4 separate regions of the Homo sapiens genome follow, and regions 1, 2 and 3 are each linked to region 4. A link is an interaction called in ENCODE POLR2A ChIA-PET data of the cell type or tissue named here. Cell type or tissue: CD4-positive, alpha-beta T cell. All regions are shown on one strand. Each heading gives the region's core, and the rest is flanking DNA. Links, peaks and the distances in the headings are about the cores only.

Region 1 (7,635 bases), core at 891-5,890, 54 kb after region 4:
TCTTTGTTAGCATGCAAAGATACAGAGGTGGTGGACCTGCTGAAAAAGGCAGCTCAGGGTCCTCTGAGAAGACGACCTCTCGGCTGCCTGGGAATACACATTAGAGATAATTTCTGTAGTAAAATACACATAGCATAAAATTTCCCATTTAAATGCACAATTCAGTGGTATTTTACATTCACAATGTTGTCCAACCACCACCACTCTCCAACAGATAATTATTTTTGGGGGAGGACAGGGTTCAGGAAAAGCTGAACCACGTTCAACCACAGAAAGAAACCACAGCTCCCGAAGAGAAACTGGAATAAGATGGGGAAATGATTTGGGACTGGGGGCCTGCCCTTAGTGCAGGGTTGGGGAGGACTTGTTCTGGCCATTATGCATTGCTAAGGAACCCTGCCCTTAGCAGCCACAATGGCACAATGACGCCAGGCCATCTCTGTGCAGTGGGAAAGCATTGATTGCTGGGATCAGGACCAATTTTTCACAGTGACGCTTTGCAGCAGAGGCCAAAGCAATGAAGATCATGGGCTGTTTAAATTTCTCAGTTCTCTTTTAGTACGAAGGTTGGCTTTCCTATGCTTAAGTAAACAGTTTTTTTGCTGAGAGTAAATCATGTGAAACAAAATGGTCTTCTTTCTAATCAGGTGATAATCAGTTGAAAAAATAAAGTGAATATGACCATATTTTCTCTAATGTTTTATAACTAATCATACTGGATGCTTGTAGTTAGGAATGAGTATACTGATCTTCAAAAAATAGAGAAATTTGACTTTGAATTTACCTTTCGATTTAACATATTCTGAATAACTGTGTTACTGGGATGGGGTTATTATATTTCTGACTCCCAGTAACTCAGACATTAGAAGAGATAAGGAAAGTGACAAACCTGTTTTTATTCTAGTATTATAATTCTTCGCTGTCACGAAAGCCAGGCTGTTTTGCTTCCTTTCTGTAAGAAATTGTCAGTTGATAGGCAAAACTTCAAGAATAATTAAAGAAATAGGATAGGTACATTCCCTTGGGAAAATCAATCTTCTGTAAATGTATTCAAATGAATTCAGTATCCTTTCCTTTTAATAGTGCTTATCTAGGTGAAAACATTTATTTTAGATTTTGTTATGGCACCCAGAAAACTATGATGCCTCTTTAAAAATAAATTATAGGGTAAAAGTCACAGAGGAGGATGATTGAAAAGAAAAAGTCTCAGGAACATTCCCTGTGTGTCTCCCTCTGTCTTCTGTGCACTCAAAGCATGGCAAATCAATCTCAGAACACTTCCTGTTACCTGAGACTCTCTTGAAGTGTCTTCGTAAATGTTTAATGCATCCCTATCTCTTATTCAGTATGCCAGGAGGAGAGAGATTTGTTTTTGGCAGGGGTTGGCTTTGGTAAATGCCACAGGTTAATTCACAGGTTCTGTTGCATCTGTGTAAATTGGGAAGATTTGACAGCTGCGCCCAAAATACTGGCCATTCTCTTTGGGAAGCCAGACTTTGACACTTGGTTTAAGGCAAAATGAATGTCAATTTGTCGTTTACCTCACCTCCTCCACAAAAACACTAAAAGATTGTTTTTATCAATATAAAGATCCCTGCTTTGAGAATCCTCGAAGCCATAGTGTATGTGTTTTGAACTGGAGATGGGATGGCAGAGTTGTTTAGAGGACTAACATGAGACTAGAGATACTGATAGCTACTACCCTGCAAAGGTTTACCATGGACTGGTGCACTATGGATGTATGCTATCTCATTTAACTCTCACAGCATTCATAAGCACTTGTAAATTGTTCATTCATAAATTGTATCTCCCGTGGGGAACATACAATTACTATCTTTTTTTTTAAAGATGAGAAAGCCAAGACTTGGAGAGTTTATTAGTATTATTTTATTCTTTGTAAAAACAGCTTTATTGAGACATAATTCATGTATCACAAAATTCATCCATCTAAAATGTATAATCAATGATTCTTCTTATGTTCACAGAGCTGTGCAAGCATCACCACAATCAATTTGAGAATATTTTCATCACAGGAAAAAGAAACACCATAACCATTAGTAGTGATCCCTCCCTCCCCAACTATCCTCTTCTCCCTATCCCATCCCACACACTCACCCCAGATTAACGTTTTTAGATTCCACATATAAATGAGATCATGGGGTATTTGTTTTTCTGTGCCTGGCTTATTTCTGTTAGCACAATGTTCTGACTTGGAGAGTTTAAATGACTTGCTGAGGGTCTGCCTAGTGAGGTGCAGAGCTGGGACTATATGGCTTCATCGTCTAGGACTCTACCTACTACAACATATCATGTTGTAAAACAAGCAGACAGGAGGGAAAATGGAATTAGTGAGTTTTTGTGCAGCTACTCATCAACCTCATTTAGTACCTATTTATTTAGAGCAATTTACCATTTAGTAAAACATGGAAGGAGTTAGATTTGCATAGCTGATTTTATATAGTTGCCCTCAAGGTGGAGAGTAAAGGAAAGTAGCAGTTGCTCAACACTAAAGTCAAAAGGTTTGGATTTCACTTTCAGCTCTATTACAAACTAGCTGAGTGAATGTGGGGGAGCTACTTAGGCTCTTTCATGACATACAGAGAAAACAAAAAAAGAAAGATGGAGACAGCACACTTCAAGTTCCAGAAGGCTTTCAATTTGTGGTTCCAGTTTTTACCTGATCCACAACAGCATGCTTGCCTTTAAACAATTCTGAACTCTTGTAATAATTTTAATCTTTAGGTTAAATAACTGGAATTGGTTGCTGTTATTTCCAGCTAGCATTGCAGGAAATACTGAATCTGGTACAACATGGGTTTAACCACATCAAAATTTAGAAGCCCCACCCACTTTGTAGACACAACAGGTTCACAGATAAAGTGTTCTGCAGACTCAAGGTTTATACTTACAATTACGAGATTTATATTTGCATTAGTCTCTTTGGCTGGTGGGTAGGGGTGAGAGGCTCTTCCTGGATCCCTTATTTTCTACAGGAGAGGAGGAAAACACCTGGGATGCTCCAGTGCTCTTACGCAGATAATGATCATTAACATCAGCCTCTCTGATCAAAGGTACAGCTCTTTGTGGGATAATATCTCTTGCATAAGATTTTATGGGCCAGGGCTATCTCTAATTATTTATATACTCTCAGGGTTTTCTTGCTTTAAATGGTCAGTTATAAAGACTTAGCCTAGAAGAAAATTTCTCTGAAAAATATTAGTTACCAGCAGGGTCAAGTTGATAATCCTTAAATTATCTTTCTTTAGGATTAGAATGCTAATTGCAGGCACGCATTATGCCTGGGTTTGTTTATTTTTAATGTTGCAAGTCTGTGCCTTGGAGCCTTCAGTGTTTAGTTATTAATGGGCCACTCTCTATGCTGGGATTAGGACCTATCCAAGAATATAGCTAAAGAAGAATGACTTCCAAATTTACTCTAATTGTACATGATTCTTAAAAATCAATACTTATCCTTGCAATGAGGACTTTTACTACAGTGTATTGATTAGGGCTCTCTCAGATAAGAGTGAAATAAGCTGACATATGCAAATGTAAGTAGAAAGGATAAATTTATTAGAAACCTATTATATCTCATGGAATCCAAGGAAATGCTGAACCACTAGACTCTTAGAATGAGGAAGTCAGGGAAAGTAACAGCTTCCTCGGAAGCAGGAATTTGTGGCTAGTTCTTCAGAAGTTTTATCTTTAATGACACAATTTCTGATTTCCAGTATATCTTTTAGTTCAAATTCTAAATTTCTGGGGAAGAGAATGTGATTGGCCCTGCTTGTTTCAGGTGTTGGTCTCTCTTCAACTAACCATGGTCTTGAAAGTGATCAGATGATATAACTGTGGCTGAAAGGGACATCCCTGCTGATTACTCCAAGAGAAGGAGAATTCTCATGACTAGGAGCTGGGCAGATAGATTAAAAGTACCTAAAACAATGGTCATCAAGAGGAACTTTGACACAAGGAAGCACTTCTCACTGCTGATTTTGGAGTTAATGTGAAAGGCTAGGTTCAGTAATCACACATTCCAGATTCTACTGCCCCGGTTCCTGTCCTGTTTTCAGCATCCTATCAATTCTGTATATCTTATTCATCCAATAAATTCCCCACATTTCTTTAATTATTGTTGATTTATGTAGCTTGCAACCAAAGGATCCTAATTGATATAGAAGTTGTTACTAGAAGCATCTATTGCCTGCCTACCGACCCAAAATGTAACTGGGGGACTGACTCCATTCTGCTCTCCTTGACTTCCACCTACATCTCAGGTTGTGTTGAGGACCAACCCATTTTGTAATCTTTCTGCTATAGTTTGTGAGACTCGGGAAGATCTTAGCAACTGAATAATCCAGTACTTTGTCAAGCTTAGTTTTCTGTGGAAATACAACTCTTAAAAGCTTTTTTGGTTTGTTTTTCTCCATTCCCTTTTTCTAGACCCTATAGACTAAATTTTAACATCAATGCTTTTGCAAAAGCAAACTCTTTGATTCTAGTCCTAATCTTGAAGTTTCTGATGCTTGTCAGTGGACTTGAGCCTAAGTGTACTGTCCATTAACATAATAGCTTCTATTGTGATTTTGCCATTACTTTTAGTGTGTTTTTAAAACTACAACAACTTTTGCACCAGCCTAATAGCTTGTCCTCTGACTCAAAGCAATCGGAAATAATTCCCTGGTAGTACATTATTTGAGGTCCTTGGCTGTGAGCAACAGAAACCGACTCTGGCTTAAGCAAAAAGGAAATTTATTTTATGGATATTAGAGAGTTCACTGGCTCTGCCAGAATATGGAGGTATGAGATTTAGAATCTAACAGCACAGCAAGCAGTAATTCACTATTTTGTCTGAGCATTGTCAGCCACTGAAATGAATAAATTCTATCCATTTTATTTTTCTTACTCTCTTTGTCTTACTGTACCCATTTAAGTTTCCCACAGAAAGGATACAGTTCTAGCTTTGATCATGCCCCTCTTAAACCAGGCAGAAGGACCTCTGTGTCAACCATTGCAGTGAACAGAGGTTGGGATAGGAAGGCACCATTAATCATCTTCACCTTATCCCAGGCAGAATTCCAGTTGCCTCTCTGCCATGACAGGAGGAACCACAAACAAAAATTGGGGTTTGATGGAGGACAGTGGTGGGGACTGGGTGGGCAGTGACTTTTTATTGTAATATAGCTATAATTGTTTTCAATAAAAGTATTTTATTATAAATATATATGTGCATATATACATATACATACATATCTATATAATTATTTCTAACTCATTCCCTAGGTTTATTTTTTTCATAGATATATTTAATTATAATATAAAAAAATTAAACTTTTTCTAACTCCTTCTCTAGGTCTCGTAATATAAAATCATATTTTTAATTAAACAAATATAGGGTTAATTTTGTAACTTTGGGCAGACTTGCATTGCCCAAAAAATAGAAAGTTCTGACACCTAGTTTTAGGGGGAAAAAACAAATTTGCTCATTCTTTTTTCTTTTATTATTAGTTTTGAGACGGAGTGGTGCTCTGTCACCAAGGCTGGATTGTGGTGGCACAATCTCGGCTCACTGCAACCTCTGCCTCCTGAGTTCAAACGATTCTCCTGCCTCAGCCTCCCGAGTAGCTGGGATTACAGGCGTGTGCCACCACGCCTGACTAATTTTTGTATTTTTAGTAGAGACGGGGTTTCGTCATGTTGGGCAGGCTGGTCTCGAACTTCTGACCTCTGGTGATCCACCCACCTTGGCCTCCCAAAGTGCTGGGATTACAGGCGTGAGCCACCACACCCAGCTGCTCATTCTTTTTTCTCATGTGCTTCTACCCGAGAAGTTTCTTTTCTGGCACAATTGGTATTAAAGGTTTATGTGTAGCTCAAGTTCTCTCTCTCTCTCTCTCTCTCTCTCTCTCTCTTTCTCTCTGACCCTCTCTCTCCCCACCCCTAGCCCCCTCCTGCCCCAAGCAGAGTACAGAGCCCATCATCTTTATTTGCCCTGCCTTTACTTAGTAAGTATGACCAAATCAGGGCCGAATAGCAATAGGCCCGAACAAGGCCTGTGAAATCTGTGAATGTTCCTAAGTGTAGAATCTGGAAATTCAACTCTTTCAGCTGTCAATACCAAGCCACAAACTTAGGGGACAGTGGTTGGAAGCTCCAATTTTAGCCCATAATTACATATATGGTCTTTAGCGCATGATTATATGTATGTTCTTTAGCCTAGTTGTACCAAAACAAACAAACAAACAACAACAAAATGATACTATACTGTCATCATTTTGCTTCTATGTCTGTTTTCAATTTTGTTTTTTTTCCAAAGGGGAAGTATGATAAACCTCCTTCCACACCCCAGTAAAAGCTTCAAAAGTGTTTTCTGTGGTTCTTCTAAAAGTAAATTTCCTAAAAATAGGACAAAAATGGATCCATCAATGACGAACTGTTACAATGGGACCTCAATCTGTGTAAGATTAAAATTATATAAACTTGATTCTAAAAATGGTTCAATATCAATAAGTAGCAGCTTTTCAGATTCACTAGTAATGTGTAAAATCAGGTCAAAGTGTGTTTCTGGTCAATTACTGTTGTGATAACCATAGCAGGCACACATAAAATATTTTACTTGGCACTTTATCTGTAATATTACTTTGTTTCAAACAAAATAGAACTTTATGAAGATTATATAGTTACCTCCTGGCTCTACTGTAGAAAAGCATGTAACTTTACTGTAAAGTGGGAACAAAGGCGGCAAATGTCATTTACATACATTTGAAAGTTCCTTTCATTCCTTATATTAATGTTTGGTCAACGATGGACTACATATGTGATGGTAGTCCCTTAAGATTATAATACCATGTTTACACTGTGCCTTTTTCTATGTTTAGATATGTCTAGACACAAAAACACCACTGTGTTACAGTTGCCTACATCATTCAGACAGTAACATGCTATACAGGCTTGTAGCCTAGGAGCAATAGGCTATACCTGATGGCCTAGGTGTGCAGTAAAAGTACACACCTAGGTTTGTGTAAGCACACTCTATGATTAACGCAACAATGAAATTGCCTGAGGATGCATTTCTCAGAACATATCTCATTGTTAAGTGACACATGACTATGTTTCATAATGAAATCGTCCCTTAGGAATTTACAAAGTGGCAAGAAAAAGAAAAACTATGTTTTTCTTAGTATCTTCACAGACATGCGTTTCCAGGAGAGCAATACAGGTTGAGCATTTCTGATCTGCAAATCCAAAAATCCAAAATGCTCCAAAATCTGAAACTTTTTGAGCACCAACATGACAACACAGTGGAAAATTACAAGTCTAGCCTCATGTTGAAGTCAAAACTCATTCAAAACTTTGTTTCATGCACAAAATTATTAAAAATATTGTATAAAATTACATTCAGGTTATGTGTATAAGGTGTCTACAAAACATAAATAAACTTTGTATTTAAACTTGGGCCCCATCCCCAAGATATTTCATTATGTATATGGAAATATTCCAAAATCTTAAAAGAATCTGAATCATTTTTTGTCCCAAGCATATCAGATAAATTCTCAACCTGTATAAGACTTGGCCTCCACCATTTTATGTGCTGTTTGCTAAGGAGTTTAGGAGCAATATTTTCTCCCAATTAAG
Region 2 (7,635 bases), core at 1,999-6,998, 71 kb after region 4:
CTTTTAGTGAGAGTTTACTGGTGATGAATTTTCTTAGTTTTTGTTTGTCTGAAAATGTCTTTATTTTGCTGTTGCTTTCATGCGTCTCTGGATTTAGAATATCAAGTTGGTAGTTGGTTTCTTTCAGCATTTTAATGATGGTATTCCATTGTGTTCTACCCTTATTGGTTTTTGTTAGTAAGTCAGCTATCATCTTATTGGTGATCCTTTGAAAGTGACAATTTCTTTTCTTCAGAGTGCATTTAAGATATTCTCTTTGACTTTGGCTTTTTAACGTTTTAGTATGATGTTCCTTAGTGTGCCTTCTTTTGCATTTATCCTCCTTGGTGGTGTTGGCAAGGCTTGAATCTATGGATTGATGCCTTTTTCAACTTTGGAAAATCTTCAGCTATTATCTCTTAAAATATTTCTTCTCCCACTATTATTTCTCCTCTCACGTTGGGACTCAGTTTACATATAAGATCTTTCCACTATGGCTGAAATATCTCTCTGCAGAGACACAGAGATAGATAGATAGAGAGAGAGAGAGTGAGAGAGAAAGAGAGAGAGCAGATATTTCCTACGCTCCCATTTCCAGTTCAACAATCCTCTCTTACTGTATGTCCCATTTGCTGTTAAAACCAATTATTGAATTTTTAATTTCAGTTACTGTATTTTTTAACTCTAGAATTTTCATCCGATACTTTCTATAGATGGCAGTTCTTTTCTCCTTCTTGTCTTCTAGTTTTGAACATGTTTATCAAAATTATCTTAAATTGCAGGACTAATAATTCCAATATCGGAATTACCCCATGAGTTTGTTTCTGTGGTCTCCCTTCTCTCTGTCTTTCTCTGTCCTGTCTTCTGGCATTCCCATTCATTTCATACTTAATTATAGATGTTGTATTTTTAAATATTACAGAAGTTCTGGCTGCTTTTCCTCAACAGGAGGATTTACATTTGCTTCTATCTGGCAGCAAGAATAGGGGCAGACCACTTTAATCCAATGAGGGATTGAGCTAATTTTAGTCTAAGCTTCAGTTTTTGTAAAGCTAGTTCTATTTATAGGCAACCCTTTCTCTTAGGAAGCAGCCTTCAGGAGCCCCAACTGAGAACACAGGCATTTGTTGTGACTCCTGCTCCCTCCTTGGCTGGCCCTGGCTTCCCAGTTCTGCAAGACTGCTGAAAGCACTCCTTGGCTTCTTCAGCTTCCTACCAACCATGCTCTTGTTTGTGTCTCATACAATCAACCCTGTACTGCTTTCAATGAGCAAAAAAATTTTAAGGGGAAAAAGTGGTGCTGAGCAATACCTTTCTCTGACTTTTCCTGGAGGAATTGCTACTTCCCAAAGTCCAATTTATTTTGGTCTCTTTTGCTATGTGAAACTGCCAAAAACTCAACTCAGGTTCTCTCCTCCTGAGCCACCAGTTTTTGCCTTCTCAGACTCTCTCTTGGTGCCAGTTACTAACCCATAAAAGCCTTGAGGGAAAAGAAGTGCAGAATATGGAGTTCCTCTAATGGTTCTGCTCTGCTTTACAGGATCTTGGCCTCTCATGTTCTGCACCCTGACAGCTCTCTTGTTTCTTAAAACAGCTTTTTTAAAAAGTATACAGCTCTTCTAGGTGCCTTTGGTAGAAAACGTGGTCAGATACAAGCTCATAGCCAGAAATAGAAGTCTTTGAATATTTTTATTTTGCATATTGACTAACAAGTGGCCTTTACCCACCTAAGCCATTGTTTATTTGAAGGATGTGCTTTTTTTTTTTTCTATTTTGTTCAAACTCCTTTTTGATTTACAGGAGTATTTCATAAGTTAGTTGTCAAATATATTATTAGTTTTTTCCTTCAATTACTACTCAGAAATAGTTATTTTCTTACCCTTTTCCAGACATTTTCCTATTTTTCCCCTCTGGTTTATTTTTATTTAAATTTAATTTTAAAATGTATCTAACTTTAATTTCATTGCATGGAAAGTTAGGGAAATTTTCTCCCCAATTATTTAACAACCATTTGTTGAATAAAACATTCTTTCCCACTGCCTTGGAATTTCACCTTTTTCAAATAGTAAATTATTATATACAGTCTAGTTTTTTTTTTAAAATTCTCGTTAATCTATTATTACACCTATAACATGCTGTTCTAATGACCAAACTTCAATAATTCATTTTACTTGATGATTCAAGTACTCTTGAACTCATTGCTCTTCTTTGTCAACCTTAACTTGGCTGCTCACATCAGGATTTTTTTGCCTGTGTGTCAGAAGTGATTACGATCTGGTCTAAAGCAGTAGCAGTGGGGATATAGAGCAAAGACAGAGTGAGTGGTACTGAGTATTGCCATCTATAGGGCCTGATGGATTTAACGGCTAGAGAAAAAAAATGGCATCTCACATGATTCTAAGCCTTCCGGCTTGGGAAACTAAGAGAATAGCAGTGTCATTAATTAAGACTGAGAATACGAAGATGATTATCACAGAGAGAGCGTCATCTGTCGCGAGAGCAGAAGCAGATGGAGCCTAGGTAATTGTAAGAGATTGGTGATACGAAATGGCTGTTTGGCTAGTAGGATAGAAATTTGACTTGGGAATATTAAAAAAATAAGTGATATCCAGCTTGCATTAGATATCAAATGAAATGTATTGTGGCATCAGTTCTAACGGATTCATAATTTTTAAGGAGCAGTCCACAGAAGCCTCTTTCATGTATTCATCCACATGAAATACACTACTAGGCTGTAAACTGTGGGGAGGGGTATGGAAGGCAGACAGATCAAGGGTAGGACATTTTTGGACAAAAAAGTTGCCAGTGAGGAATTTGAATCTAATGATAGTAAACCTGTTGATGTGGTCAATCGTAAATTCTACTTTTATAAAGAAAGAAATGAAGCTGGACTGATTATTGAAAATGTCAAATAGGATTACAAAGAGTTGAAACAGTTTTATAAGCTCCATATCAAAACTAGGCAGTTTTTATCTTTCTAGGTCATTTACATGATGGCCATGGTAGAACTGAGATGTCCCCTGACCCTCTGTATGTGGCTATGCTCTCTGCAGCCTAAGGCCAAAACAGTTAATAGATAAGTGCCTGGGTTTGGTTACTAAAGAAAACGTGTAGATTCCTGTCATCTTTCAAGTGTATACATACCAACCAGTATTCTTTATTTTTTTTTTTTTTTTTTTTTGAGACAGAGTCTTGCTGTGTCATTCAGCCTGGAATGCAGTGGCATGTTCACAACTCACTGTAGCCTCAAACTCCAGGGCTCAAGTGATCCTCCTTCCTCAGCCTCCTCACAGCTGGGACTACAGGCATGTGCCACCATGCCTGGCTAATTTTTTAATTTTTTTGTAGAGACAAAGTCTCACTATGTTGCCCAGGCTGGTTTTGAATTCTTGGGCTCAAGCAATTCTCCTACCTCAGCCTCCTAAAGTGCTGGGACTACAGGTATGAGCCACCGTACCCAGCCTCAACCAATATTCTTCTACTTTACCTTAAAGAGACTTAGGAACTACCACCTTTAATTGTATATATTTTAAATATTGTTTCAGTTACATGCAAAAAATAGAGAGGGGCAGGATTTTGAAGAGATCAATGTTCATGAGTTTTCTCCTGCTTCCTTTGGTGCTGATCATTTCCCCTCCTAAATTTCAACAATAAGATCAGAATTGTGGAATTGTGAACTTGGAAGAAATTATAAAATTTATTGGACTCTTCTACTTCATCTCCATTTAGTAAATAAAACAAATGAAAATCAGAGAAGACAAGGCTGACGTTAGCCTGTAAATCAAAAGCAGAACTAAACCCAGAAAATGCAGGTTTCCTGACAAGTAATTTTAATACTTTCTACTATAGTGTAGAGATTAGAAAACTCATTTTAATGTACTTTGTTAATTTACTGTATCATTTTGCATATTCTATCCCTACCCTACCCTCCTTTAAGATTCAGCAAAATTTTTAATGTGGAAGAATAAAAAGTGGTTTCAATACTCTCTCCAGAGTATAGTATCAGAATTCTAAAAAGAGCTGACGCAAAGCACTTTTATTACCAATTTTAATGTAAAGGCACTGACAGTATGCAAATAAGGCACAAAGCCAAGCTTTAGAAATGAACTAGAGAGATAATGAATTCACATGGTGCCATTTTTAAGATTAGACTTTAGTCCTATATTCCTGTTCTTTGTTGGTGGGCAAGCCACAAGCAACTCTGACCTCAGTTTTGCTACCATAGTAGATGCACACCTGGATTAACAAAGGACAGAATGCGCTACTTAGCACGTCTCATTTTTTGGGCAGTGTCTGTTCACCCCACCCCCATCCTGTTCAACTTCAATGTCAGAAGGAAATGAAGCCACAATGTGAACAAAAAGAGCTATAACATTTTTTGTCTCCTGCTTCCCCCCTCCCTCTTCATTGTCCTCCCCACATAGAGCTACTCCACCCCACTCTGGCTGTAGTGTGACATTCCTGCCTGCCTGAGGAAGAAATGGTGAGCAGGGGCTGCAATTGCAGACAAGTGTCACCCAGAAGCCACAAGTTTCTGTGAGCACCAGGTCTACAAACTACCCAAGGCATAGCAATGGCATTATCACTGGAAGAATTCGTCCACTCCCTTGACCTCAGGACCCTACCCAGGGTTCTAGAAATCCAGGCAGGCATCTATCTTGAAGGTAAGCACTCTCCAATACCTTTACTGGCTAGAACATTCTTGTAAAGTATACATTTTTGAAAATTGGAGGGGGGGAATTTTAACAGCAAATATGTGAGTTCTGGTAAAGGAAAGGCGATCACAAAAGAAAGTAATGAACTGACCAACGAATCGTCAAAAGCCAATGGTGTTGGAGAGGGGAGAAACTAGACAGGACTCTGGGACAGACAGAAATAAGGAATTGAGTGAAGCTTCTTGAGCTTTCTGTAGGCCTTGAATGGTGAACTATTTCTGCCTTTGCTTTGAAATTGGTTGTAATCAAGAATAATAAATTTAGTTATCAATATTTATGTTTCCACAATATAAAAAATAAAATTTAGCTTGCTAAAACAAAAGCAACTATCAAAGGCACAGTGTTTAGAAAGAAGTATTTCCAAATATTTCCCAAACTTTTAGCTCCTAAATGTTGCTTATACCAATGTTTTTCTCACTCTGTAGTGGCCTAACTCCAAATTCCTTAAATAATGAAAATTTTAATTTGAAGGTATAGAAATTATTGCTACAAGATAATTTTTAAAAATTGATGTTGAAACTCAGAGTTCAATTAAACTTATTGAATAATAAGATAGTGAGTTTTGGTGTAACTCACTATGTTAATTCAGGTGAAAGAACATTATAACCTCCAATATACAACCTAGAATCTTTACATGGTTAGTTTGAATACATAGAATACAATTAATAATTCTGTAGGTGTATTTCTGGCCTCAAGAGTGGTAGAATTGAAGCAGTTGTAGAAACAGATCAAGACAAAACTACCAGGAAAATAACTTAACTGTTGGTAGGCAGGTCTTTCTTGTTCGTAGACAAAATAATGTATTACATATTATGTTGCAAAGTAAAAGAAAGATTAACACGTCAGCTCCAGTTTTTATATATATTATATATATATATATATATATAAAATATACACACACATACTTGCAGGTGATGAATTGATATGGGCTGTTATCAGCTTAGTGTACAGTTTTATTTAACTAATTTGTAAGTTGATTTTTGGAATCAGACTATGTTTTGCCGTGTATAATCATATTATCAATGTCTCTATTTCTAAGCCAGCCCCAAATCATTTTTTGTCTCATGGTTTGTGTTTTTTAGGCTTTACGTAAAAAGTCTTTCTTTATGTCTACTTTAAAAAGATATTTTCCTATGTTGTTTTTATCAACTTTACGGTTTCATATTTTGCATTTAGTTTTTAGTCTATTTGGAGGACAATGTTATGAATTGTACAGGGATCCAATTTTAGTTTTCTCTATACAGTTCACCTGATTTCCAGGTACCATTTGCTAAGCTGACAATCTTTCCGCCATTGATTTTTGTTGCCTCCTTCAAATCATATTATATGTTCACCTCTGTATCAGTCTGTCTCTAAAATATCTCTTCTATTCCATTAGTTTATTTTTTTTCTTAGCTGCCCCCAAACACACTATTTTTGTAACTATGGCCTTGCAATACATGTTAATATAGAAATGATGTATAGACCAATCCCTTGTTTTCAATCCTTTTTTCCTAAATTGGCTTAGATATTCATAGACTTTAAAAATGTTTTTATAGATACATAATATATATACATATTTATGGGATACATGTGATATTTTGATACAGTGTGTAATAATCAAGTCAGAGTAATGGGGATATTATTCATTGCCTCAAACTTTTACCATTTCTTCATGTTAGGAACATTCCAATTCCACTACTCTAGTTGTTTTGAAATATACAGTAAATTATTTTTAGCTATAGTCACCCTATTGTACTACCAAACACTAGATCTTATTCCTTTTAACTGTGTTTCTGTACCCATTAATCAACCAACCCCTCTCTATCCCCCTCCCACTACCCTTCCCAGCACCTGGTAGCCATCATTCTACTCTCTATCTCCATGATATCAATTTTTTTAGCTCCCACAAATTAATGAGAACATGTGATATTTGTCTTTCTGTGCCTGGCTTATTTCACTTAACCTAATGTCCTTCAGTTCTATCCATGTTGTTGCAAATGACAGGATTTCATTCTTTTTTATGGCTGAATAATATTCCACATTTTATTTGTCTATTCATCTGTTGATGGACATTTAAGTTGATTTCATATTTTGGCTATTGTAAAAACATGTGAATGCAGGTATCTGTAATATATTGATATCTTTTCTTTTGAATATATATCCAGCAGTGGGATTACTAGGTTGTAAGTAGTTCTATTTTTGTGTGTGTGTGTGTGTGAAAACTTCACACTGTTTCTCATAGTGACTGTACTGATACACATTCCCATCGAGTATAAACGTTCCCTTTTCTCCACATCCTCTCAAACATCCATTATTTTTTATCTTTTTGATAAAAGCTATTTTAACTGAAGTGAGATAATATCTCATAACTTTTTCAATGAGTTTTTATTAAATCAATTGATTCTATAAGAAATCTAACTGGGATTTTTATTGGATTTATTGATTTGGTAGATTAAGTTGGAAAGAATTGACATTCTATATTGTTTTAAGAAAGAATGTAGTGTCCCTCTATGTGTCCAGACCATCTTCTTCATACCTTATTATTTTACTACTATGTTTTACTTCAATTAAGAGGGAAAAAACTAAATACCTTGATCATTTTCACAGTGTAAACACATTCATGTAACTGCCACCCTGGTCCAGAAATAGAAAATTCCAAGTATTCCAGAAGCCCTATCCTGTGCTCTTTCTCAGTCATTATATACTATCTCCCTCAAGTGTAACCACTATCATGACTTTTGTCCATTTATGACCCTTACATAAATGGAAAATTACAGTATGTATTCTTTTCTGGTTGGTATATCTGTTTAACATTATATTTGTGAAACTAATCCATGCTGTTTTATATATAGTTCATTCATTTTCAGTGTATGTTATTCCATTAGATGAATATACTACAATTTATGTATTAATTCTACTGCCAATAGGCATTTGGATTATTTCTGGCTTGGAGTTTCCA
Region 3 (7,635 bases), core at 621-5,620, 79 kb after region 4:
AGGTAATGATAAAAAAAAGATCTCTGTATTTCATTCATGACCACTGAGAGCAATTTTCAGTAATCCACCATTCATGATGTTTGTTTTAGGTTAAATTAGTTCTAGTTTTCTAACAGGTTTTAAAAACTTGAATATATATTTGACATTTATCAAATATTCTTTTTGTAACTTTTATGATAATTACATAGTTTTTTTTACATTAAAAAGTGTTAAACATGCTTTTAATTGTGGAACACAACCAATGGGGTCATATTTCACTGAATTTGGCTTACTATTTTTTTTTGTTAGAATGTTTGTATCTCTTTTAGGGAATAATATTGGCTTATAGTTTTTATTTTTTTGTAATATCCTAGCCAGGCTTTATTATCAAGTTAGTTGAACTTACGGAACTTCTTGGTTGGAGTCTTTTGTTATTTTCCTAAAGATTTTATGTAACTTTGGTGTTATCGCTTATTTAAATATTTAGTAGAATTTTCAATGAAGGCCTCCTGAGCTGAGATTTCTAATATAGAAATGTTTTAAATTATGACTTCAATTTTTTAATAGTAAAGTCTTTTTATCCATGAGCATAGTTTATCTCTCATTTAAACAAGAGAATAAAATATCTTCTACATAATTTATCACAGTTTAAAAAAGTGTCTCTATAGAGTTCTTATGTATCCTAGGCTAGTTCCTAGAATGCACACACACATACTTATATCATGTGTATATATATATTGCTATATTGAGATCGTATTTTGTCTGTTTTCCCATTGATTGTCTCTGAAGTGAAGAAATGCAGTTAAATACGATTAGTAATATTTATAAATTCCCTTGTTAATTCTAATAGTTTATATTTTTTATTTCACTGGTTTTCTTAAATAGACATTAATGTCAGAAACATCAAGTTGTGTCTCTTTCTTACCACAAATGTTTTTTCTTACCTTTTTATTACAGGCTAGAGCCTTCAGTATTATATCAAGCAATAGTGGAAATCCTTGTCTTATTCCTAGTCATAAAGAAAATCATCTAAAGTTCCTTGTTAATATATTATGTACTAAATTTTGGTGTTTAACCTTTACTCAACTAAGGAAGTTCCCAACTATTCTTTGCTTTCTAGGAGTTTTCCGAATAAATAGGTATTGAGCTTATTAAGATAATAATGTGATTTACTTTCTTTAGTGTGTTTATGTGAGTTAACTTTAAAGATTTTTCAAATGTTGGAGGATCCTTTCATATAAATATATGTATTATATATACATTTTTTTCATATAAATATATATATTCATATAAATATATGTATTTTCAAAAAGTATATACTTTTTGAAATACAATGTAGGAATTTGATATTATATTTAGGATTTTTACATTTAATCATAATTAAAATGAGCCCATAGACTTATTCATTTTAGATTTAAGATAACATTAGCTTCCGAAAATGAGTTACATAAATTTTGCTATTTCTGTTTTCTGAGATAATTTTCTAAAAGTAGGTTTAACATCTTCTTAAAAATTTGTTAGAGTGCTCCTGGATGACCTACTAAACATGGAATTTTTTTGAAAAGAAGCTAGAATTTGGTTTTGTTAATATTCTCTATGTTTTGTTTCTTTTATTTTTTCTGATTCAGTCTCGTTTATTTTCTTGTTTGTCTGTTTTCTCTCTTGCTACTTTTCCAGCCTCCTATGTTGAATCGGCAGCCATGTTTAATACTTTGCTTCTTGATAAATGTGTTTTAAACTATTATTTTTTTCTAAGTATTTTTAACTGTTTCCTATAACTTTTGCCATGTAGCATTTTCATTATTCCTCAGATCTAATTATAATGTATTTCTTTTTAAATCCAGTAGCTATTAATTTTGTTTATTTAGTGATCATATAAGATTTTATTTGCTATCCTTTTGCTTTTAATTAATAATTTCATTGTATTTTGTTCGAGATTGATAGTCTTTATTTGGAATTGGTTGTGGTTTCCTTTACTTTGTGGTATGAAACATGTTCTACTTTGGAAATGCTTCCTGTGTGCTAAAAAAAAGTATGCTTTGTTTTTTGTTATAACACCTCTCTTTATATGCCAAATAGCTTGAGTTTTTATTTGTTTTGTTCAAATTATTTCTCTCACTGCTTATTTTTCATATGCTTAATCTCTCATTTACTTTATCTGTTGTACATCTATCTGGTTCACTCTTCATTTCTGTCTTTTATTTCATCAAAATTTTTTTGAGGTTCAGTTGTTCCATGTGCCTATGTTAGAGAGTTACATCTTTTTACTGTATTATTATCCTTTTTCCTTGATGATTTTTTTTCTTTAGGTTCTATTTTTTTAGAAAATGTTACTATTCCAGCTTTCTTTTGGTATATCATTTTCTAAGCATTTGTTTCCAATATTTTGGGGTTCTATTTTTTGTTTTATGTGGAAGGAAACATATTCTTTGTCCTCTTTCTGCCTTTTGTCTCAGTTCAGGCAGTGGAGCCAGATTCCACCCGTCCTGTGGTGATGATGACTCTGTGACAAATTTTGGGGGATGGGAGGTTTAAGGAAATTTGAAAGAGGCTGATGTCAAATCATGTGAGGTTCTGTAGTATTGGATTGAATACTCGCCGTTGACAACCACAGTGATAATAGGGAGAATGTTCATCACAAGAACATGTTGCTCAAGCATTTATTATTTTAGGAGCCGTATCGATGTGAAGCGTTTATGCCCTATTGATGTGAAGCACAGAATTGTGGGTTATAAACTCAGGACTCTGCCTCTTGGATAAGTTATAAATGAGAGGTGATTCCATGGTCAACTTAAAACATTGAACATTTGTCCTTTGTTACAAAAAATAGGTTTTATCACAACCTTGAGGTATGATGTGAAGATTAATTGAGCTATGGCATATAAAGAATTTAGCAAAATGACTGGCTGAGATCAATCTTTCAGTAAATCATAACTATTATTATTATTACCTTAATGCTGGTATATTGTAAAGAAACTGGTCAATTATTTCAAAAATTAAAACAAAACTGATTTGAATTTTTCTACTGTTACATATACCAACATAAATTGAATATGAAGAAAAATAGTAAAAAGTAAAACATTAACAATAAAACCATTTAAAGAAACCACATAAAAATGTGAAACTGAAACTTTACAAAGTGAAAAAATTAAATTTATAAAATAAAAAGCTTCCTTATTCCAAAAAAACCCAAACTACATAAATGTGGAAGAAAGACTAACTCTACACAAGGGGAATATTTACATAATATAGAGCAAACAGACTATAAATATCCTGAATGTATAAGGAATTACTAAATAACAATAAACAAAAGTGAATATAAAGATGTAAAAGGCAGTTCACATACCATACTAATATTAAAAAATTCAAATCTACTATCAACAATGCTAATGAAACAATAAATCATTATTTCTCTTTCAGGTCACTGGTATTAAAAGATTCACAAAAGTTATTGTAGGCATGAATGTGTGGAAAGGAGCCGAGGCACACTTGGTAATGTGTAAACGGTTACAGACTTTCGAGGTTGCAACTGGGTAATATTTATCTACAGAGAAAAATGTTTATAAACATCCAATCACTAGAAATTAATTTTAAAATACAATTACAAAAAGCAAAATAATGATTATATTAGAATGCTCATAGAAGCATGTTTTATAGAAAAATGTTAAGCGAGCCTAGAATGGAATAGCTTACATACATCCTAATAATGCATTATCAGGCATTGTCAAAGGGTCTAGAATTACAGTTGGGAAAAAAAGTAAAGCCCTCCCCTCTCGGAGCTTATATTCTAGTAAATGGGACAAATGACAAACCTAGATTTAGAATATATACAAGTGTCATGAAGCACTGACTGGAGAGTAAAGCAAGGTGAGGTGAAAGGTGATCTTTTGATAGGGTGACCGGGGCAGATTATCTCTGATGAAATTTGAGCAGGGACCTGAATAAACTGAGGAAATAAGCCTTGCCCACATCTGGAAGAACATCCCTGCTGAGGACAGAACAAGTGCAAACTACTGAAGAGCTTGCTTGGTCTGGATAAGAAACAGGGAGCAGCCCAGTGGTGCTGAAGGCAAGGAATTGGGGGAAGGATGGTGGGAGAAAGACTGAGGCGTGGGCAGGCCCAGACCTTGTAGGCCTTGAAGGCCAGAGTGACACTGAATGTGGTACAGAGTGGGGCTGGGAAACCCGTAGGACCTGTAAACTAATGTGGTCAGGGAAGGCCACTCTGAAGAAATGATTTTGGAGCAGAGACTTGAATATTGAGAAGGAATCAGCCAAGGAAAGATCTAGGTTCTGGAGTGTTCCAGAGTGAACAGACAGTGCAGACATCTGGGGACCAAAAGGAGCTTTGTCTGTTTGAGGAAGAGAAAACATATCCCTGTACCTTGAGCACATATAAAGCAGGGAGAAGAACATATGAGAAGAGGTTTAAGGAGTGGGCAAGAGCATTTCAAGGAGTTTGGGTTTTATGAGACGCCAATGACCAGTTTGAGCAGCAGACTGACAAGACCTGATTGCCATTTGAGGAAGATCACTGGCTATTTTGGGGAGAACAGGCATTAGTGAGGCAAAAGTGGAATGATATATTAGGAGACTGCAATAATCTAGAGGAGAGTTGATGGTGCCTTGATTTAGTGTGAAGAGAAAGGAACAGTTCAAGAGATGCTTTGGAGGTAGAAATGTCAGGACTTTCTTTTTCTTTGTTTCTTTCTTTTTTTTTTTTTTTTTTGTTGAGCTGGAGTCTCTTTCTGTCACCCAGACTGGAATGTAGTGGCGCAATCTCAGCTCACTGCAACCTCCACCTCCCGGATTCAAGCGATTTTCCTGTCTCAGTCTCACGAGTAGCTGGGACTACAGGTGCCCGCCACCAGGCCTGGTTAATTATTTTTTCGCATTTTTAGTAGGGACAGGATTTCACCATATTGATCAGGCTGGTCTTGAACTCCTGACCTCAGGTGATCCATCTGCCTTGGCCTCCCAAACTGCTGGGATTACAGGTGTGAGCCACCGCGCCTGGCCGAAATGTAAGGACTTTCTAATGGATTTGAAATTGAGGTGAGAAAATGAAAAGACTAAAGGATGAATTCAAGATTTTGGCCTAAACCACTGGGTAAATGTTTGTGTATTTGACAGAGTCATGAAGACCAGGGGAAGATGAGATTTTAGTGAGAAAAACAAAAGTTTTGTTTTGGACATATTAAATATAAATATCTATTACTCAGCCAAGTGGATATTTCAAGTTAGGCAATTAAAAATCCAACTTGGGCACAGAGGATGCTTGTGGTTGGAATGCCCTATCCATTACCTAATTGATCAGGACTTTATTTGATCAAAAACCTCATCAATTTAAAAAAAGAGGATGCCGCTTTCCATACATGTATTTCTCTATTGATATTTATATTCCTTCCAAAGCATACATAATAATAAAATTATAAAAAAGAAAGATAAAATTGATAATATACAATTTTAATTTTTGTTAATAATATACACTATTTTTCTCACAAAAGCTGTTAATTCTATTGTAACAACTAGCTAGTTTTTAAATTAATATATAATAATTGTACATATTTATGGGGTACATGTAATATTTTGATTCATACATACAGCGTGATCAAGTTAGAGTAATTAGGATACTGTTCACCTCAAACATTGATCATTTCTTTGTTTTGGGACTATTCCAAATTTTTTCTTCCAGTTATTTTGAAATAGACAATAAGTTATTATTCACTATGATCACCCTACTGTGCTATTGAACACTAGGCTTTATTCCTTCTAGCTAACTGTATTTCTGTATCCATTAACCAATCTCACTTCACCCCCTTCTCCCCGCTACCCTTTCTAGCCTCTGGTAACCACCATTCTACTCTCTTCCCTCCATGAGATCAATATTTTTAGCTACCACATATGAATGAGAATAAAACATATTAACTATCAATCTATTTTTAGCAGAAGTCATGTTACTGAAAATTATTGAAAATACTACATGTTTTTATTACTGAATACTGTTTTGGAAAATGCTGATTATCATGTGACCCAGTGATTCGAATGGTTCTAATTAATTTATTTTAGTGCTTGTTTTGAATGACAGCTATTGAAGATACCTCATCAAGGTCCAATATACATTGTATGTAATCTACTCATACAGCAGGTTTATCATTAATATTTGTGGCTATCACTCTGTGAAATAATCTTCATAAATTTCATGTTGTGAAATAATCTTCCTAAATCTGATTTTGGCAGTTTCATTAGATAGCAGTTGTACGCAGACAATGACAAGATTGTGCTAATAGAAGACGTGTCACTCTATCATTTTCTTCTTGATAGGGCCTGCAATCTTTAATTCTCAAATGTCTGTGTTGGCATCTTGTGACGTTATGTCTATTTTGTGAGAGTGAGTATAGATAGAATTAGATTATAACAATTCTTAAATCAACTTAACTTCACCTGCATTATGTTGTAGTATATTGAAAGTAAATGAATGAATTAAAACAATTCCTTTAACTCATTTTTTGAAATTCCCAATCTATCTTAGTATGTGACTTACCATACATGTCATATGACTATCCGATGCAGAGATAAATTAGGATTTTTAATATTAAATACTAGCAACCTTGAAATTAACTAATATAACTCTTTCTGTTAAATATTAGTATAGTTTAGTTTTCTTATTTGTTTTATGTGGAAATGAATACGAAGTTCTACTATTTTCCACTTTAACCTCATATCTTGTAATACTCTTTGGAATATGTGGCCCAATTTAGAGATCCCTGCAAGGAGCTAACACAATTGATGTTATGAGTCCCTCTCAGATTAAAGCTGTGGATAATTATGTATGACATATGCCATAGATAAATTGACTTGTGCTATCTTGTCCTCTTCAGTTCTTTAAGTGAGCAGTTTATAACCAAAGAACAAATCTGAGGAAAAAAATGGTGTTCATCTATTCCACTTTTCCACCTCTTTTGAGTACATGGTATGCTTGTACTTCCCAACCCTTTTGTGGTCACATGATCACATGACTTGTATTGGCAAATGTACTGAGAACAAAAATAATATGTATAATTTGGAACAGATACTTTAAGAACCAGTTCATAATTAAACATATTTCATCATGGTAGACTATGTCAAAATGAAATCTTCAATAGCCTATGTTGCTAAGTGACTATAATTAGCAGAGAACATGTCCTCATCCACCTGTACCTGACATGTAGTGAAATAAGAAATATACTTTATTGTTTAATCTCTGAGATTTTGAAGTTGTTATCTTAATATAAGCTACACTTCTCTCACTGATACAATAAATTATTTTTATTATGACTGGAACTGAAGTTATTATCAACTTCAAAAAATTCAAAACCAGGCATATTCTAAAGAGAGTCATATAATGTCAGGGAAGTTACTTGGGTAATAATGCTACCACATGTTCATAAGAAAGTGATTTTATCACTCTATTCAGGAAGCATCTGTTGCTTCTTTAACTACTCTTCATATTGCTAACATTACCATTTACCCCTGTTGACTTTGTATATGTAGCCATTTTGGTGTTGATTTAAAAATTTGGCAAAAAACAAAATTGGTTTGCATTATGATCTCTTTTGAAGAGCTGGATATTAATTTTTTTTTGCTTTAGAAAAACACATGTGCATGGTTGGTAAT
Region 4 (7,635 bases), core at 1,805-6,804:
GTAAGTCACTATCGGATCCTTTGAGCTGATCTAGAATAGGTCAGTCATAACCAAGATGTGGTATAATTTTATTCAGACAACAGGGAGACTACAATTAATAAGCACTATATCATCCACCTCAAAGCTAGTAACCATCTTATGCCTTAGTACTCGAATAAAAATACAGGAAAACAGAAATGCTGGAAGCTAGGTTTTTCGGTCAGTCACTAGACTAGCATATTCTCTCAGGAAATACAGATGCACTGGCTCAGTCAAGTTGGACAGCCTAGGCCTGGCCTCTGAGTGTATGTAGACTTATCTTAAGGATGACTGCATGTTTTATTAGTATTGACATCCAGCCCAGAAATGGCATGTGATAAAAAAAATAAGAACATTGCAATAACAATAATGACAGAGAAACTGTACTGCAGGAGGAAAGAGACATGTTGGATCAACCATTATAGAAGGGTTCCATGTCACTGTTCCAAGTTCATTATTGATTATCCTACCTGCAATTTCATCTTCCTAAACGTCTCAACCTATGGCTCTAAGCAGATCTAAAGGTAGAACCAGTGCTGCTACCACCATGCCTTTTCCCAGCAGCAAAGTAGTAACTGTATCGTCTTTCTCTGACTCCTCATTTGCTTTCCACTACATGACAAATTCAATGTGGGTGGGGAAGATCTTAAAAAAAAAAGTGCTAATAAAGCCCGGGCACAGTGCCTCATGCCTGTAATTCCAGCACTTTGGGAGGCCAAGGCGGGCAGATCATAAGGTCAGGAGTTCAAGACCAGCCTGGCAACGTGGTGAAACCCCATCTCTACTAAAAATACAAAAATTAGCTGGACATGGTGGTGGCATGCCTGTAGTCCCAGCTAGTGGGGAGGCTGAGGCAGCAGAATCATTTGAACCCGGGAGGCAGAAGTTGTAGTGAGCTGAGATCACGCCACTGCACCCCAGGCTGTATAGAGCGAGACTTCGTCCCCCAAAAAAAGATATTAATAAAAACAATTTAGATTATGTAACCAAATAACAAGCAGAATTGGAAAAGAAAACATTAGTAACTTTCATGAAATTAAGCTCTTTTTAGAGAGAAACATTACTCTGTTTTTTAAAGCACCAGCTCTGTGGGTATGTATTTTAAGTGTGTGATTAGGATTATCATGTTTCAGTGTCTCTCATATCAAAATGACTACGTGTGTGTCTGGTTAATAAGTCTATATGTATATAACTATGAGCAGGGAATGGAATCATATCGACTCCTATTGCTCATTTCAGTGGAGAAAAAAAGGATAACTTCAATCATCTCATAATATTCATGCATATCTTAGATGTTAATTTAAATGGAATCTCATTATGTCTGCACATCTGTTACATTATGGTTCTAGTAATATTTGAGTTGGAAAAAAACAGAACTGCTGAAGACAGTAAGGCTTGTCTGTTAATTGAGCAGTTTATGTGAAAAATATTCTAGGAACAGGAACTGAAATGTTATATTTTTGTCAGCATATTTATTTATTTGTTTGCTTACTTATTGAACTGCCTCTGTATTTGGTATTCTGGTCCTTATTAGTACATGATTTTTTTTCTGTTCTCACTCTCATCATTTAATATATTTAATATATTTAACTGCATCAAACATTTAACATGTACCAACAAGTTTGTAGAGTACTAAGTAGGGCTTGTAATCTACCAAAAGATGCATGGGCTCTTGCCAATCTGATATGATTTACTCATATATTACATATTCTTCCTGATATTTTTATTTCAAGGTTTAAGGTTTTGATTCATTCTTTCAACACTACTACTTTTGGGGAAGTATTATGCAAAGTTCTACTGATACAGAGTGTAGGAAAAAAAGATTTCCGTGTACTTAAGGAATCTTTATTTTTTTCAGGAAGAAAAGCATTACATGAAAATTGTATAATCCTTTTTGTATAAAAGTGATGCATTTTACAGTGAAAGAGTAAAGAATATAGAGTGTTTAACTGGGTGATCTGACATAACTGTGTGATCAGAGATGACCTCTTTGCGATAGTAGTATTTAAGCCAAAATTTAATGAATCAATAGAAATTAGTTGGGGGTTGATGTAACCCACCATCCTGGTTTGCCCAGGGCAGGAGCTTTCCCAAGACACACAGCCTTCAGTGCTAAGACCAGAGAAGTCCCAGGCCAACCTGGGACAAGTTGGTCATTCTATTTGGGATTGAGAAGACCAAGCAAGGAAGAAGTATTCAAGGCAAAGGGTACATACAGTATATGCAAAGTCCCCAAGGCAAGAAGAGACTTGATATATGGATTAAAAGAAGACAAAGAGAAGGTTGAAGAAGGGGGTGGAGCCAGATCACATAAGTTTTTTTAAGCCATGACAACAATTTGGATTTTATGCTAAGATCATTTGAAAATCATTAAAGCAGGAAATGACAAGATTGTATCTGCAGTTCAAAATAATCATGATGCCTATAGTAAGAATGGACTGGAAGGAGATCAAAGTTTATTCAGGGAGATCAGCTAGGAGGTAATTATCAGAACCTGTGACTAGTAGTGTATTGATGTCAGTGGTGATAAAGAGAAGGCAATGAATCTGAAAGTTATTTAGGAAATGTAATCGTAGTAATGAATTACTGGATACATAGTGCGAGGGAGAAACAGGTATAAAGGATGATTGCCATGTTTCCTGCTGTTGTCACTTAGAATGTTTTTTTACTAGCATGTACATATTGAGGATTTATATCAGCTAGACTCAATCCAGTGTAGATGCCATTTGTATTGTAAATTATATGCACCTTTTACTTTTTAGTAAAAATTGTAGTCCCAGCGTATTTACATAAAAACACTTCCCTCTACAGCCACAGGAAGGTTATCTGATGGTGCAACAGTTTCAGTACCTAGGATGGGCTTCTCATCGAGAAGTGCCTGGATCCAAAAGGTCATTCTTGAAACTGATACTTCAGGTGGAAAAGTGGCAGGAGGAATGCGAGGAAGGGGAAGGCCGGACGATTATCCACTGCCTGTGAGTAGGGCAGCTCAGCCTGTCATTCATGGGGCCTTGGTGCTTATTTTCTCATTTTCAATGTTAAAGACTATCTGGCTTGCATCTTATGGACCTCCCATAGATGTTATTTTTAAACAGTCTTCCTGTCTCATGAGTCTATAATTAACTACTAAGTTTATTTTGTATATTTTCTAAATATTGATTATTATATAGCTATATTATTTAAACTCTTTGGAACACTACTCGTAACAACTTCTGATTTACACAGTTTACAAATATATCAGAATCTCAAAGTCTAGATTGCAGCAATCTATGCCTATAGCATTTTCCTGAGTATAAGCTACTGATCTAATTTCATCCTCAAGTTTTCTCCTCTCTGCCTTGTACACATATAAAGCAAAATTAAGACACAAATGGAAAACAATTAAAACTACAATGTCTTATTTTCCCAAACATATATGATGGTGTGACCTGTGGTCACTTGGTGCTGCTATCTAAAATGCCTTTGCTTTCTTTGCTTTCAGAAATGGTGGCGGGCGAAGTGGCATGTTCTGTGCTATAGGCATCGTTGTTGAAATGGTGAAACGGCAAAATGTTGTCGATGTTTTCCATGCAGTAAAGACACTGAGGAACAGCAAGCCAAACATGGTGGAAGCCCCGGTGAGTCACAGAATCTTAGATTTGGAAGGCATCTTAGAGATTAGTTAGTCATATACCTACTTATTGATTTGACTTCATACACACATAGGGAATCAGATGTGAAAATGAGACGTTGTGGGGACTTTCCTGCCTAATTAATACATTGCTGAGCATCCCCCTCTACCCACAGACACTTAATCACGTATTGCATAAACTGCTAATCATGAAACTATTTTCATTTAATTTGGGAAATTTGTAGGATTTTTTTTCTGTTATAGCCAAAAAATATTTGCTGCAGTAAACTTTGGTAAATGGTCCTATAAGAAGAATAAATCCTATATCAAGGCTGTATGTCTAAGGGATATAGGTTTCATCAGTACCTTAGACACCCAGTATTTTTAAAAGGCAATGAAATTTAGTTTTGTCATTATCTATAATTATTCATTCATTTTCTGATCAAATTGTAAATGGTTAAACTATCATGGTTAAGTTTTCAGCTTTTACCAACTGTAGAGGGCAGTTCATATCATGCTACTTGAGCTTGTCAAGGCTCGTAAAGTCAGAACATAGCTTACAAAATAAGAGCTGATAGGTATGTGTGTGTGTGACAGTTCATCTAGGTGAAGCTGTATGCAGAGTAAGAAAGAAAGTTACACTTATCTAACACATTTTACTTCTAACGAGAGATATCTGTGGGTTACACATATGTATGTGCATGGTGGGATCAGGTTGGGAGCAGCTGTGTAGTGTATGCTCACAGAAAAGTAAACCAGAAAAACCAAGGCATCATTGTTGCTTGCCCTACATTTATCAAGATGATCAGATAACTAGAATGAGCAATTCAATAAACCTTTAAAGTATTTCACCACTTCCTGCTCATGGATTGCTCGCACAAGAGTTGCGTTGCTTCCTGAGACAAAATCTGAAGACTTAGGTTTGTACTGTTTCACTTTTACAAGCGGTACCAGACTTCCACCCTTTCTACAGGTGTCCTCAAACTCCCTACACCACCTCATTTCCCTGGGTTGTTGCAGCTGTCTACACAAGATTACATTGGTTTTGATTGGGGTGCTGGCTATGGAGATGAGAAAGGGGGGATGAATCGGAGGGATTTTTGAGGGAGAACTCTCAGATCGTCTTAGCAACTAAATGAATAGTGGTTATGTCTCTAAACTTTGCGATTTGAAGATTTCTTGATGTAAACTCTGCCTCCATTTTTCAGGTCAAGTCTTAAAATCATCAGTGGGATCATTTCTGACTTCAGAATTCAACTTTTACCTTCAAATTTAACTGATTTCCCACCTTTTTTAATTAAAAAAAAAATCTATGGTTAAACTGTGCCATTCTGGGACCTTCCAAAAAGTTACTATTTTCCTTTACATTCATGTCCCGTGAATCCTGAACACCCCACCCTCTGATTTGTGTTTAATCAGTGTTGATGATTAGTTTAGTGAGCTGTGGAGTTGAGCTGAGGAGTTTGGTGAGGAGATTTAGAGTGAAGGCAATATTGCTGGAGACTGCTTAAAGAGACATAACTATTTCTAGGCACATTTTGGTTCCTTGAATGCACTCGCCACAGTGGTAGGTGAATTTGAATCATAACTACTTGGTGAATAGTGTTGGAATGATAAAGACCTCTTAAGGAAAGTTTTATTACCCTAGTTTATTGCTGGAGACACCTCGAACTTCTATTCCAAAATAATATGCATTTTAGACTGTTCTCCAGCCTGAATTTTACCCACTTGAATGAACTGAGTTGGGAATTTTTAAATGAATTGCATATTATAAGTAATAGTTTATGATATGGTCTCTGAATTTTTCTAAATTCTTATTATGGAGCAAGTCCATAGATGGGCTTAGAGGAAAGGCAGTTTTAACTCAAAAATTTTATTGCCAATATGTTGTCTTAAACATATAAAGGCAGCAGAAATACATTTTCAGGTATAAGTAGGCTCAAAATTTAAGGATCACTAACCATTCTTGAAAAATTTGCTTAAATACTCTGATGGACAAAAACAGTGTCAAAAATTAAGAACTTGAAATTGCATAAATGGCTGTTTAAAATGGCTGGCTTTTTTTTTCTCAAGGAAATCATCTGAAATATATGGAGAAAAACATTTGCAGTTTATCACTGTAGCATTATAAAATAGAGAAAAAAATAAAAGCAACTTAATAGTCAAACAATACATATATTTGATTTTTATGTGGTATTAAAAGATGTTAAATAACATGGAAAAAGAATTGTAACAATGTTAAATTTTAAAAGTTACATTTAAAATTATATTTTGAAATATACATAGTTATATTTATTCTAAGATAATTATTTCAACCATGCACAAAAAGAACTGAGGCAAACTAAGGTGATATTTTAACAATTTCTTCTGATGATAGAATTATAGCTCTTTTTCTCATTCTTTATGTTTGTTCAGAATGTGTATATTCTTTATATTTGTACAGAATTGTTCTGTAATGATCAAATATTACTATTATAAACAGATAAAAAATTATAGATATTTAAAAAATTGATAGAAAATATGCGGCAAAGATAAAATGTCTTTTTAAGATAAATTTCCTTTTTCTTAAATGGATCATTAGACTCAAGTATAAAATATGTATGCCTAGATATTAATCTCATATATAGAAAAAATAAATTGTAATCCTTGAGTAATCTAAATTGGTTGTCAAGTTTCATTTGGTAACTGTTATTCAACATTAGTCTCTTTCTTAAGTTTTCTCACTCTTTGTGTTTTGACATCTTTCAGGAGCAATACCGTTTCTGCTATGATGTAGCTTTGGAGTACCTGGAATCATCTTAGTTGGGTGAGACTCTTTAAAGTGCATCCATGAAGAAACCTGTCCATCTATTGAGCCAGCAGCTGTTGTACCTGTTACACTTGTGCAGAAAGATTTTAATGTGGGGGGTGGGAGACTTTTACATTTGAGAGGTAAAAGTATTTTTTTTATGAAGTTGTGTATCTTAATAAAAAGGACTGAATTAGTTTTTATTACTATATTAAAGCATCAACATTTCATGCCACATAAATTATATTTAATAAGAACCAGATTGAAATGAGAACGTATTGGTGTTTGTACAGTGAACATGCCACCTTTTTTCTCATGGTTTCAGTAGAGCAGCTACCACATGTTGCATGAGTTCATACTTTCTACGTGGCATTTTTCTCCCTTTCTAAAATGAAAGCTGATGAATCTTAAAAGGAAGAAGAAAAGAAAAGCTGTGCAAATTCATAGTAAAGTTCGTTTTTTATATGTTTCCAGTGTAGCAGATCTCTATATAAATATATAAATATATATAACTGGCTTATTTTCTTTTAATGTGCAATGATGGCTGGATCATTTAAAGTTCTTTTTAGAAAATAACATAAGCCAAAGACTCAAGTGTAAATATGTCTATATGGAGAAAGCACATTATATTTATTGGTTACTTACATTCCTTTTTTGATGGCTAAAATACTACCACCACACAATCATCTTTTTTTTCCTGAAGAAAGCTTTTTCTTTAGCTAAAATCAATTGTAAACGATTTTTGTAGATTATTTTTTGTATGTTTTAGTGTAAGTAGAAGATAAACTTTTTATTCATAAACCAGGAAGCAATGTTCTTTATAGTGATTCTCTTGTGTACATGCTTGTGAATTAAATTTGTGTAAAATCCCTTGGCAATTGGGTCTTTTAATATAGGACCAAATTAAAACATTTTGCTGAATATGTATAGTTTTTCACAATTTCATTAGGTAAATAATGGTTTGGTGATCATACATGAGAAATGTACACATTAAAAGGCCTTGCTGACAACTTGCACAATGTTGAACATAGCCTTTAAGCATCATTTAAATTTTAAAGGAATGGAGTTTTTCAGCCTGTGGCCCAGCACTGGTCAAGAAAACAAGATGGCAACATATATGCTTTCAGGGTCAAATTTGAGCAAACTGTAAACTGTCAGGGTGATAAAATGTTTCTCTTGATGTTTACATGCACAAGCTTTGCGTTCTGACTATAAAAAG

What was found. Peaks named below come from ENCODE experiments on the same cell type or tissue, not always from the same donor. Only the 100,000 strongest peaks of a DNase experiment are listed, where the experiment ranks them.
Region 1: POLR2A ChIA-PET joins it to region 4 with 35 read pairs; 9 of 35 experiments call an interaction of 5 or more read pairs at or near these places.
Region 2: POLR2A ChIA-PET joins it to region 4 with 21 read pairs; 8 of 35 experiments call an interaction of 5 or more read pairs at or near these places.
Region 3: POLR2A ChIA-PET joins it to region 4 with 14 read pairs; 7 of 35 experiments call an interaction of 5 or more read pairs at or near these places.

The regions. Positions count from the first base shown.
Region 1 is chr6:127,913,864-127,921,498 of GRCh38, reverse strand. It overlaps a transcript of THEMIS not described here. Among named protein-coding and RNA genes, the nearest start is that of THEMIS, 17 kb to the right of the region's middle. In CD4-positive, alpha-beta T cell, for the core only: no CTCF peak of the experiment used is centred there; DNase peaks (open chromatin) are centred at 2,578 and 2,828; H3K4me3 peaks cover 2,926 bases; H3K27ac peaks cover 2,927 bases.
Region 2 is chr6:127,897,850-127,905,484 of GRCh38, reverse strand. THEMIS (thymocyte selection associated) reads left to right here and starts at 4,427. Exons shown (of 6, transcript NM_001010923.3): 1 at 4,427-4,643. The coding sequence starts at 4,553. In CD4-positive, alpha-beta T cell, for the core only: no CTCF peak of the experiment used is centred there; DNase peaks (open chromatin) are centred at 2,364 and 4,334; H3K4me3 peaks cover 3,125 bases; H3K27ac peaks cover 3,418 bases.
Region 3 is chr6:127,888,612-127,896,246 of GRCh38, reverse strand. All of the region lies in intron 1 of THEMIS (thymocyte selection associated), which reads left to right. Among named protein-coding and RNA genes, the nearest start is that of THEMIS, 8.6 kb to the left of the region's middle. In CD4-positive, alpha-beta T cell, for the core only: no CTCF peak of the experiment used is centred there; a DNase peak (open chromatin) is centred at 2,496; H3K4me3 peaks cover 1,982 bases; H3K27ac peaks cover 991 bases.
Region 4 is chr6:127,969,022-127,976,656 of GRCh38, reverse strand. PTPRK (protein tyrosine phosphatase receptor type K) reads left to right here. Exons shown (of 30, transcript NM_002844.4): 28 at 2,830-2,993; 29 at 3,500-3,635; 30 at 6,377-7,635. The coding sequence ends at 6,430. Among named protein-coding and RNA genes, the nearest start is that of PTPRK-AS1, 55 kb to the left of the region's middle. In CD4-positive, alpha-beta T cell, for the core only: no CTCF peak of the experiment used is centred there; DNase peaks (open chromatin) are centred at 3,676 and 4,476; H3K4me3 peaks cover 1,248 bases; H3K27ac peaks cover 1,609 bases.